Linked DNA regions of Homo sapiens: region 1 is linked to region 2. Evidence: read pairs that join two places in POLR2A ChIA-PET (ENCODE). Cell type or tissue: PC-9. All regions are shown on one strand. Links, peaks and the distances in the headings refer to the core of each region. The heading gives the core; the rest is flanking DNA. Region 1 overlaps SLC44A3 (solute carrier family 44 member 3). Region 2 overlaps ABCD3 (ATP binding cassette subfamily D member 3).

What was found. ChIA-PET counts read pairs that join two places held together with the same protein. Peaks named below come from ENCODE experiments on the same cell type or tissue, not always from the same donor. Only the 100,000 strongest peaks of a DNase experiment are listed, where the experiment ranks them.
Region 1: POLR2A ChIA-PET joins it to region 2 with 16 read pairs; 3 of 35 experiments call an interaction of 5 or more read pairs at or near these places.

Annotation. Positions count from the first base shown.
Region 1 is chr1:94,832,124-94,837,511 of GRCh38, reverse strand. All of the region lies in intron 5 of SLC44A3 (solute carrier family 44 member 3), which reads right to left. Among named protein-coding and RNA genes, the nearest start is that of SLC44A3, 14 kb to the right of the region's middle. RefSeq lists an enhancer at 1-1,024. In PC-9, for the core only: no CTCF peak of the experiment used is centred there; no DNase peak of the experiment used is centred there.
Region 2 is chr1:94,512,123-94,517,510 of GRCh38, reverse strand. It overlaps ABCD3 (ATP binding cassette subfamily D member 3), which reads right to left. Exons shown (of 23, transcript NM_002858.4): 22 at 2,309-2,365; 23 at 1-459. The coding sequence ends at 382. Among named protein-coding and RNA genes, the nearest start is that of F3, 27 kb to the left of the region's middle. In PC-9, for the core only: CTCF peaks have their summits at 2,975 and 3,182 (motif pointing left); a DNase peak (open chromatin) is centred at 3,200; H3K27ac peaks cover 1,131 bases.

The DNA.
Region 1 (5,388 bases), core at 157-5,156, 320 kb before region 2:
GAAGTTGATTATGGGAACCCACAGAAACCAAAAACCTAAACTTGGGGAGCAACATTTTTAAAAATAAAAATTGCACATATTTAAGGTATACAATGTGATATTTTGATATATATAAACTTCATGAAATGATTGCTACAGTTAAGCTAATGAATGTATCCATAAATTCCCATAGTTATCATATTTTGAGAAAACTGAAGATCTGTTGTATCAAATTTCAAATATACAATACAGTATTATGAACTATAGTCACCATGCTTTACTTTATATATCTAGAATTTATTCATCCTACGTAACAGAAACTTGTATCCTTTGACCAGCATCTCTCATTTCCCCTGCCTGCATCCCTGATAACCACAATTCTATTCTCTGTTTCCATGAATTTGACTTTTTTAGATTCCACATACAAGTGGGGTCATGTATGGGATTTGCCCTTACATGCCTGGTTTATTTCACTTAACATAATATCCTCTGGTTCATCCACGTTGTTGCAAATAGCAGGATCTCTTCTTTTTTTAAGGCTAAATACTACTCTGTGGTATGTGTACATATACTACATTTTATTTATGGGGAACCTCTTTTTTTTTTTTTTTTTTTTTTTGTTGAGACAGGTTCTGCCTTTGTCACCCACGCTGGAGTACAGTGGCTCGATCATGGGCCACTGCAACCTCTGCCTCCAGGGCTCAAGCTATTCTCCCACCTCAGCCTCCTGAGTAGCTGAGACTACAGGCATGTGCCACCACGCCCAGCTAATTTTTGCATTTTTTGTAGAGACAGAGTTTCACCATGTTGCCCAGGCTGGGCAACATGAGCTCAAGCGATCCACCTGCCTTGATGTCTCAAAGTATTGGGATTACAGGCATGAGCCACTGTGCCCAGTGGGAACCACAATTTTTATTCTCCTGTCTTAGCCCTTCTTAGACACAAACTACCAACCCCAACAAAAGAATTGTATTTCTGTAAGGAACTATTAGGGATGTGAACTGGATGAGACAGAAGCTGTGTTAATGACACTATTAGCTTAATTCCGTCCTGTTTAGGAAGGCATATGAGGCTTGAGAGCCTTGCTATGAACAGTGGGTGCTCAATAAATGGATAGTAAATGTGTGATTGATGCTGCAGTTGATAACTGCCTTGGGTAGATGAGAAAGTTGACCTTTTTTTAGCTTCTTCCTGAAATGTAAAAAAGCCTAGCAATATGCATTCTAATGAATCTTCATGAGGCCACTGATACCTTCACAGGGTCCTGTTCTTCTTTCTTTCCATGAACCCCAAATGGTGGAAATAATCCCAACCAAAGAAGTGTCAAATTATCTAAAAAGCTGCTCAAAACCCAATCACCAATCATTTTGTGCAATGTATAAGAATGAAACAAAGGAGAATCCAAATGTTAAAAGATTTCATTGCCCTGAAGAAAAGAAATGACTTCCCAAGCTTCTAATGAAGCACAACATAGAACACGTGGAAGAATCTTTCTCCAGAAGTCTCAATATTACAGAAACAGTTCCTGAGTCACTGGATAGTGGTTCAAGAGAAGAGTAACACAAACGGTGTTTTTTGTAATTACATTTTTGAAGGGGTAATACATTCACATGGCTTAAATTCCAAAAAGTACAAGAGACCAAACAGCAAGAAATTGCCTTTCCTTGTCCTTGAGCTACCGAAGTACATTTCCTCACAGGCACCCATGATTTTTGGTTTCTTGCAAACCATTCTAGAGACTTTTATTAGCATATGTAAATATCATAGGAAGTTTAAATGGAATTTGCGGCTGAGCTCAAAGATAATAAAAATTCTACTCCAAAATGAGACGCCAGACTCCACCATTCAGGGCATGCCAAAAAAGAGGTGGGAGAAAAGTGGTTAGATTATTCTTAAACCCACATCCATGCTGAGAGCATAAAAGAGTTGGAAGTTGATAAGCAGAGCATTTTTAAAAGTAAACTTTAAATTTCTGAATAATTTTAGAGTTACAAAAAAATTGTAACGATGGTGGAGGGTTCCTCTGTGTATCCTTCACTCACATTCCCCTAATGTAAATGTCTTACATAACCACAGTATATTTGTGAAAATTAAGATTTAACATTGTCACTAAACTACTAACTAAACTACAGCCTTTATTTGGATTTCACCGTAACATCCTTTTTCTATTCCAGGATCTAATTCAGGATAGCACATGGCATTTTATTGTCACGTCTCCTCTTTGGTCATGACAGTTTATGTTTTTTGTAGAGACAGAGTCTTGCTATGTTGCCCAAACTGGTCTTGAACTCCTGAGCTCAAGCCATCCTCCCACCTCTGCCTCTCAAAGTGTTGGGATTACAGGTGTGAGCCACTGTGCCTGGCCTGTGACAAGTTTCTTAGTTTTTCCATGTTTCTCGTGACCTTGACATTTCTGAAGATTCATAGTCAGGTATTTTGTAAAATGTCCCTTAATTTGTAGAATTTCTCTCATGTTTTCTCATGATTAGGCTACAGTCAACAGGTTTTTGGGACAGTGCCACAGAGGTGAAGTGCCTTTCTCATAGAATCCTATCGAGGAACATGACAACACTGGTGAAGTTGACCTTGATCACCTAGTTAAGGTGGTACCTGCCGGGTTTCTCCTTGTAAAGTTGTTATTTTTCTCTTTTCCCTCTCTATCCTTGGAAATGAGTCACTAAGCCTAGCCCACTCTCAAAGGGAGGGAAATTCCACCTCTTGGAGGAAGAAGTAAAGATTTATCCCTTTCACCGGGAGCAGTGGCTCATGCCTGTAATCCTAGCACTTTGGGAGGCCGAGGCGAGTGGATCACTTGAGGTCAGGAGTTTGAGACCAGCCTGGCCAACGTGGTGAAACCCCATCTCTATTAAAAATACAAAAACTAGCCAGGTGTCGTGGTGGGTGCCTGTAATCCCAGCTACTCGGGAGGCTGAGGCAGGAGAATTGCTTGAACCCGGGAGGCACAGGTTGCAGTGAGCTGAGATCGTGCCACTACACTCCAGCCTGGGCAACAGGGCAAGACTGTTTCAAAAAAAAAGAAAAAAAGGATTTATCCCTTCCCCCCATTTATTTATTTATTCAATTATTTATTCATATCAGTATGGCCTCATCAACATTTATTCTTTTCTTTGGGTTATAATCTTAATTGTGTTATTCAATCTATTCCAGCTTTGGCCACTACGAGTCATCTGTGTCCTTTTGACAAGACCCATTCTTTTTCTTTCTTGAGCACTTCCTTACTTTCTGATGCTACAGGATGATGATACCAGACGTAGCTGGTATTTTCCTTATCCAAGTCCTAGAACCTGCCATTTCTCCAAAGAACCCTTGAAGACCAATGATTAGAAACCATGATCTGGGTATTGGGTATGGTGGGGTATTACTGATTCTAGGCCCTATAATCGATTCTAGTATGTAATTTCAGAATTGCTAACCATTATACTGTATTGTTTAGGGAATTTTTAAAAAATGAGAAAAACAATTGTTAACCAGTAGCTATGTGACAAACAAATGTACTATCTGGAGTACAGTGTTTGTATACAGTTCCTTTTGTCTTTAGCTTACAGTATCTAGTCACAAAGCTGTTTTCCAAAGTTACTCACATCAGCTCCTTATTAGTCATTTAATTTGTCACCCTCTACACACTATCCTAAGATCCTGACATCTTGATTTTAATTTTTATTTGCATATAGTAAAATCTACTCTGCACAGGTGATGACAAGTGCAGAGAATCATTAGAAGAGTAATTTTTGAAGAGTTGAAATTTTTTTTTTTTACTAGACTTGTCATGTGACTCCATCCCCATTTTCCTAAGTCAGATGAGAAGGGTTTCATGGAAAACTCAGAGAGCTTAGGGAATCCCCTGGCTTAAGGTCTGAGCCACCCCAAGAAATCTGGAGGGTGAGCGGCTTTAACAGCAGAGCAGAGAGCTACAGCTGGGGAGTTAAGAGCCCCCAGGGCATTTGTCAGGGCAAAGGGTGCAGAGGGCTTCCTGGGGTCTAGTTGTGGGCTGCATGTGCACAAGTCCCAGTGATGGGGTGCCACCGATCGTGTCTAAGACAGCCCTGTAGAAGGCTGTGGGGACCTTGGCAGAAGGAGCTGGAGGTGGCTGCTCTCTGAGGTAGCTAATTAATGCCTCAGGACTGAGGAAAGCCTCTCACATGACCAGCCAGAGCACAGATGCATTAGACTACATGAAAGGCACTGCAGCTGAAAGAGCCCCGAAGAACCCAAAACATGCCCATGAGGGAAAGAGCTGGCCGGGACATCTCCCAAGCCCAGAGAATGCTGGTGCTAGTATCAGACAAGTAAATGTGTTCCTGCTACTATTTTCTTCCTTCACTTTTGCTGCACCAGCCCCTTAGACAAAACCTGTTTCAGCAAGCTGGGAGAGGAGGGCAGGAATAAACAGAGGAGAAGGGAGGCTGACTACAGCCTCCTTCCTGGACTATGGCCTTCCCACTTGCTCCTGGGCCAAGCGTGCAGGGGGCAGAAGTTTGAACCTCCGATCAAGTGAGAAGTTTATCACATTGGGCTGAATATTTTTTAATTTAAAAAAAAAAAGTTGAGACAGGGTCTTGCTCTGTCACCAAGGCTGGAGTGCAGTGGCATGATCACAGCTCACTACAACCTCAAACCCCTGGGCTCAAGAGATCCTCCCATCTCAGCTTCAGCTAGGACTAAAGGCATGTTCCACTATGCCAATCTAATTTTTAAATTTTTGTAGAGACATGGTCTCGTTATGTTGTCCAGGCTGGTCTTGAACTCCTGGCCTCAAGCAATCCTACAGCCCTGGCCTCCCAAAATGTTGGGATTGCAGGCATGAGCCACTGTGCCTGGTCTGGGCTGAACATTTTAATTATTGAATTGAAAGTGTCTGTTGCAACTTAAAGTGACTCAGTATGTATTACCTAAAAGTTACCAGAGAAGCCTTGGGAATTGCCTGTGTTTTTATTCAGGGGCAGAAAAAACTAGTCCCACTGAATAAATTTAAAGAGACAGAGAAAGACAAAAATTAAATTGCTTTCTGACTACATCCTGTAAGTCATGCTTGATGTAATAATGGTTATACAAGCAAATATATACCTAGATATATATATTTATAGGTTTATACTTACATTTTCCACTTTTTATGCAAAAGTATACTGCACACTGTTCTATTATTTGTTTTTTTTTTAACTTAATACACTTCAGAATGTAAGGAATTCCTCTTATTTTTACTGAGGCAATATTTATATACAATGAAATACACTGATCTTAAACATAAAATTAGAGACTTTGATAAACATACACATCTATGTAACTGCTACGCCTTTCGAGATTTAGAGTATTTCATTAGCTGGGGTAGGGATGCATCTTTTTTTTTAGATGGAGTCTTGCTCTTGTCACCCAGGCTGGAGTGCAATGGCG
Region 2 (5,388 bases), core at 191-5,190:
GTTTTAAATAGGGTTCTTCACTGAAGGAAAAGATAGAGCCATAAAAGTCCAATTAGCTGACTTCGAATGGTTTACATCCCAGGATGAATCAGGTTACAGTGATTGAAGCCCAATTTAATTTAGGCAGGTTTTTAACCACAAGAATAAGGACATTCTTAGTACATATTATTAATTAAACCAACATATACACAATTAGCAATATCCTATATAATATTAAATGTTTTAACAACTTGTTCTCCATTATTCTGTATCTAGTTAATTTGTTGCTTTGTTTTTTTTTTTAAAAAAAACTAAGCTCAACTTTATTTTACAATGTACTTTGCCTTTCTAAGTATATTCTGTAATTATTTCACTGAAGCAGGTATAGTTCTCCAGATTTCTCTAAGAGCCAAACTCAACTGTATCTTCTGTTATCTGTTTGAATTCATAGTTGCCTCTGCCATCCATATGCAGGTAGTACTATGGGAAAGAAGGGGGAAAAAAAGTCAGTAACTAAGAGTGAATATAGTACTGTCTTTTATGAAAAGTAAAATACAGACTTCCTCATTATTTTAAGGGAGCTAAATCTATAAGCATCCCACAAATCAGAATGCTTCCGTAACTCCATGACCAAGGATCTCAGCTACCAGTAGGTTAAACTGTGCTAAATGCAAGACTGTTCCATAGGTCAGTCAGTATTGTTTCCTGTAGCCTGATTTCCTAATCAGCTTGAAATCTCCAGCTTAAGGCTTTTTATTTGTTTTTAATTTAGTAGAGGGGAAAAAGAGCTATAAAAACTGCCGATATATCCTAACCTCTGAAGACACAACAGCAGTTACAAAGCCTTCTGTTTTTATTTAGTGGCTTATTTTCAGAAAGCTTTCTGAGTTTCCATTTTCTGTATTACTATTTCTTAGCTATCCTGGCCCCTCACATTCTAGTTGTGTTCCCCTCCTTCACATGATCACTGGCGTGATGATTATTTTGCTACTTGTCTATACCTCCAAAAGAAGAGGAAGGGTGAAACCCAAATGCTCTCAATTCCTCTCAATGTCCTATGGCTATAATACTTATGAACTTCCGAGAAAACATAAAGGCTTGGCTATATTTTAAATGCCTTTGATTTCTAGTTATTCAATTTCCTGCTCAGTTCATGAAAAATTGACAAGTTATAATATGCCATAAAATAATAAAAGCTATCTTTAAAAGTCACACAGTTATATAGAATTTCACTGAATTTTATTAAGTACTTTCATATAGGCTACCTGTCTAATTTTCATGGTAATCTAAGAGATAGGAAGGTAAGGCTCAATAACTTCATTATACAAAGGAAGCAACTGAGGCTAGAAACTTTGGTGCCTGAACCCAGGCTCTCTGACTTCAAATCCTATGCTCTTCATTTTATCACTTGTAGACTATCATCTACATCCTAAAGTTCTTGAAGGTAAAAACTGTAATTAATTTGCATCCCTCATGACACTTAGCTCAGTATCTGGCAAAAAAAGGTCCTTAATCAGGTATGTATTTTGTGGAACAAGGCACCTTTACCATTATTCCAATTTTTCTCAAATCCTTGCTTTTACCTAAAATTTCTATATCATTTAGGAAGGAAAAGAAGGAAAGAAGAGAAGAAAGGAAAGAGGGAAGGGGGAAAGACAGAAAGGAAAGAAGAAAAGAAAGGAAGGAAGAAAGGAAGGGAGGGAGGGAGGGAGGAGGAAAGAAAATAAAGAGAATTAAACTGGGTTTACTTTCAGGTTTTGAGCATTTCACATTGAGTTGAAAAGAACTGACATAGTGAGAATGGCACTACTGAAGCACCAGAATAAGTAATACACGTGCACCAATGTAAGCCTCATTTGAATATCTTTGTAAATTATAGTGACTATCTAATGAATCCTACTTACTACAGTACATTGATAAACATAGCTTATGTTATTCAATCTTCCCCCTTGTAGTCCTGACCTCTATTAAAAATGTCCCTAAATTTTTTGCCATCTAATTCTTCTTAAGACTTTTTCTCCTCTGTCACTGCTGGATAAGAAAAGTTTACTTCACCATATTTGTGATAAGACTATGCAAAGTTTAGTCAGTTACTATTAACAGATAAGAGTCACTTATAAAACTGGAGAAAAACTGTTACACCATTGCTTTCAAAACTGACAACTATAATATTTAAGAAAATCCTATTTTATAAAACAAAACCACCTTTTCTCCTTAAGACATATGTTTAAGGGAATACAAACCATAAAATCTAAAACCATATTAACCTGAATTCATATTTTAAAGAAAATAAAATTTCACTGTACCATTCAATGAAAGAAATACAAACCTCATGATGTTTCCAAAGAGATTTCCTATGAGACACAGTGAAGAGAGTGATGCCAACCTAATACAAAGAAAATGATTTAGGTTTAATGAGTAACAGAGTCACAAATTAAACTAGTCCATGTACTTTAAGCTGTTAAGAGGACAGTCTTCAGTGACTAAAGTTAAAAAGCAATGTCAATGAGAAAAAATTTACAACTGGATGCAAAATGTTTATAGCAATGGAAAGTACTGGCCATCAACCACATAATAAAAACTACCAGGTACTGGCATTAAGTGTATTATTTTCTTTTGGGCAAAAAACATATCTCCTATCATGTCTCCTATTTTATTGTGAAAAATATATGAGAGGAATATGAGAAGGATAAAAATAGCCAAAGGTCAAAATCAGGAAAAATTAAATCAGTATAGCATTGTTGACAGTCAACTTGCTTTTCAAATACAGGGTCATAATCCCCTACCGTAAACTACTGTTTTGGAATGTGTCTTGGAATTCAGATTTTGAAAATGTATTATTTAACACCCCCAGAGAGTTCTGAGGCAGAATTTTATAATTAAACACATAAATGTTTCTGTAGCAACACACATGGACACTGATATTGAGACATATAGAGTTTAAATATCTTTTGTTAGCTTAGGCGAAGTTTTACCCAGTGAGCTTGCTACAAAATTATGAAAAATGTTTTAAATTTAAGCACTTTCTGGATTTCAGATTGTGAATACGTATTTATAGATCTGTACTTCAGATTTTCAAAAAAAAAAAAACATTAATAGATAATAGCTGTAGTTGCTCTAGATCAGTGGTTCTCAACCAAGGTGGGGAGGTCAGTGATATTTGTCCCTCAGGGGGACATTTGGCAATGACTGGAGGCATTTTTATTTTCACAACTGAAAGCACTACTGCCATCTAATGGGCAGAGGCCAGGGATGCTTTCTAAACATCCTCCAGTGCACAGCAACCCTCAACCCTGCCCAACTAGGAATTAACAGTGAAAAGGTCAATAGTGCCAGGACTGAGAAACCCCACTCTGGGTCACTGTTCCTCCAAGTGGATCACTCAAGGCTGGCAAATGCATGCTTAGGGCATCTGGGAAATTTCCACCATGGTTTCTTAATTTTATTTTCATTTTGATGATAATTTTTAAAAGATCATTATAAGTATATTCTAGATCATTTTTACCATGAGATTCAAGTTCCTCGGTTTGTATCTACACCTCTGATTGCCAAAGTGATATAAAATAAAACTTCTAATGTGTAATAAGTTTGGCTGCACTGTAAAAAGGTTCTTAAATTGGTTAGGAATTGCATAATAAAATAAGCATATTATCAGTATTAATAAAACATATATTTCAACCATACCACACTTTTCTGATTTTTCAGAGCTCATTTAAGATATTATTTCTCTGTTTATGATACTACAATAATTGGATTAGACATCTACTTAATGCACACATTCTTTACATGAGGATATAAAAAATATATGAAGTATATAAGTCAAAATAAAAAGCAAAATGCAAAATAATGAAATTTGAACCTCAGATTCTATCTTTCCTTAATTAAATCCCAAACCACTGGTTTAGTTTCATCTAAACGGTATCATAGGTCTCTTTAATGTTGTAAATTTGAAACTGTATTTAAGTTTTGTCTGTATTTAATGTATTTAATGTGTAAGTTTATATTAGTTTTGTAGCTGTAAAAGAGCTCTAAGCTTAAGGAATTCACACCTCATCATGTTTATACATGTTTAAGTGGTATCACAGTAATTTAAATTATCAATGAGGCCCCATATGAATTTTCTTTTAAATGGAACTGATGTTTTATAGAATTTATACAGTCTTATGTGGGGACTTCAAGCCTATAGCTAGAGCATAAGAGGAAATCACGTGGTCAAAATTACCAGCAAAGAGCTGCTATGTCATTGAATCAACTGCAGACTACATGGTTTTATGTACATGAGAATACCATAAACATCTCTAATACCTATATATTTGAAAACCAACATGAACAAATGTATAATTATATATTACCAAAGCAAATTCAAGAATAGAAAATAAATCATTAACAAGATAAAATCAGTAGTTAAAATCTTTCTACAAAGAATAGCAAATTCTTTCATCATCACGCCAGTGCTTCTCAAACTTTAATGCGCATTTGAATCATCTTAGAATTTTGGTAAAATGCAGATTCTGATTTAGCAGGGCTTGAAATTCTGCATTTCTAACAAACCCCTAGGTGACACTGCTGCTGCTGATCATGAACACACTTGGAATAGTAGGAATTCATAATATATATACTCAATATGACCTTTTTTATTTATTGAGAACTCCCAAAGAACACATACAAAATGTTAAAAATCCTCATCTACCTCATTTACTTATATAGAAACTATAAAACAGCTAGGATATACTACATTTGTTCCAAAATTTAACCATAGTATAGATGTTGGTAACAATTTCTCAAAGAAAGAAAACTGATACTATTGAATAATTACTTAAAGAATGGAACCAATAAAGATAGCCTCAGACTTAGCTACTAAAAGCAGCTTTGGTAAAATATTGCTCAGGCTAGAAAATAAAACGGATAAATTAAAAATTGCCAAATAATTATTGTTGAGTTTTATTCATAAAAAAACTCTAATGTTTAGATAAAGTTAATGGAAAAATTAAGAAAAGGTCAGTTTATTAACTCTAAGTAATGAGGTAAAGTGAAATAGATTTAAATACGTTGTTTTATATAAATGAGGTATCTTTTATATCTTTTATCTTTTATATCTCATTTATATAAAACAACATATTTAAATATATTTCCCATATATAAAGAGAATTATAAAGAGATTTAAATATGTTGTTTTACATAAATGAGGTATCTTTTATATCTCATTTATATATCAATGAGATATCTTTTACATGACTACCTAAAATTTCTATATCATTTAGGAAGGAAAAAAAGGAAAAAGGGAGGAAAGAAGAGAAGAAATCAGTAGTGAGGGTCCTGTCTGTCAGAAGGAAAACTAACAAACAGAAAGGACATCCACACCAAAAACCCATCTGTACATCACGGTCACCAAAGACCAAAAGTAGATAA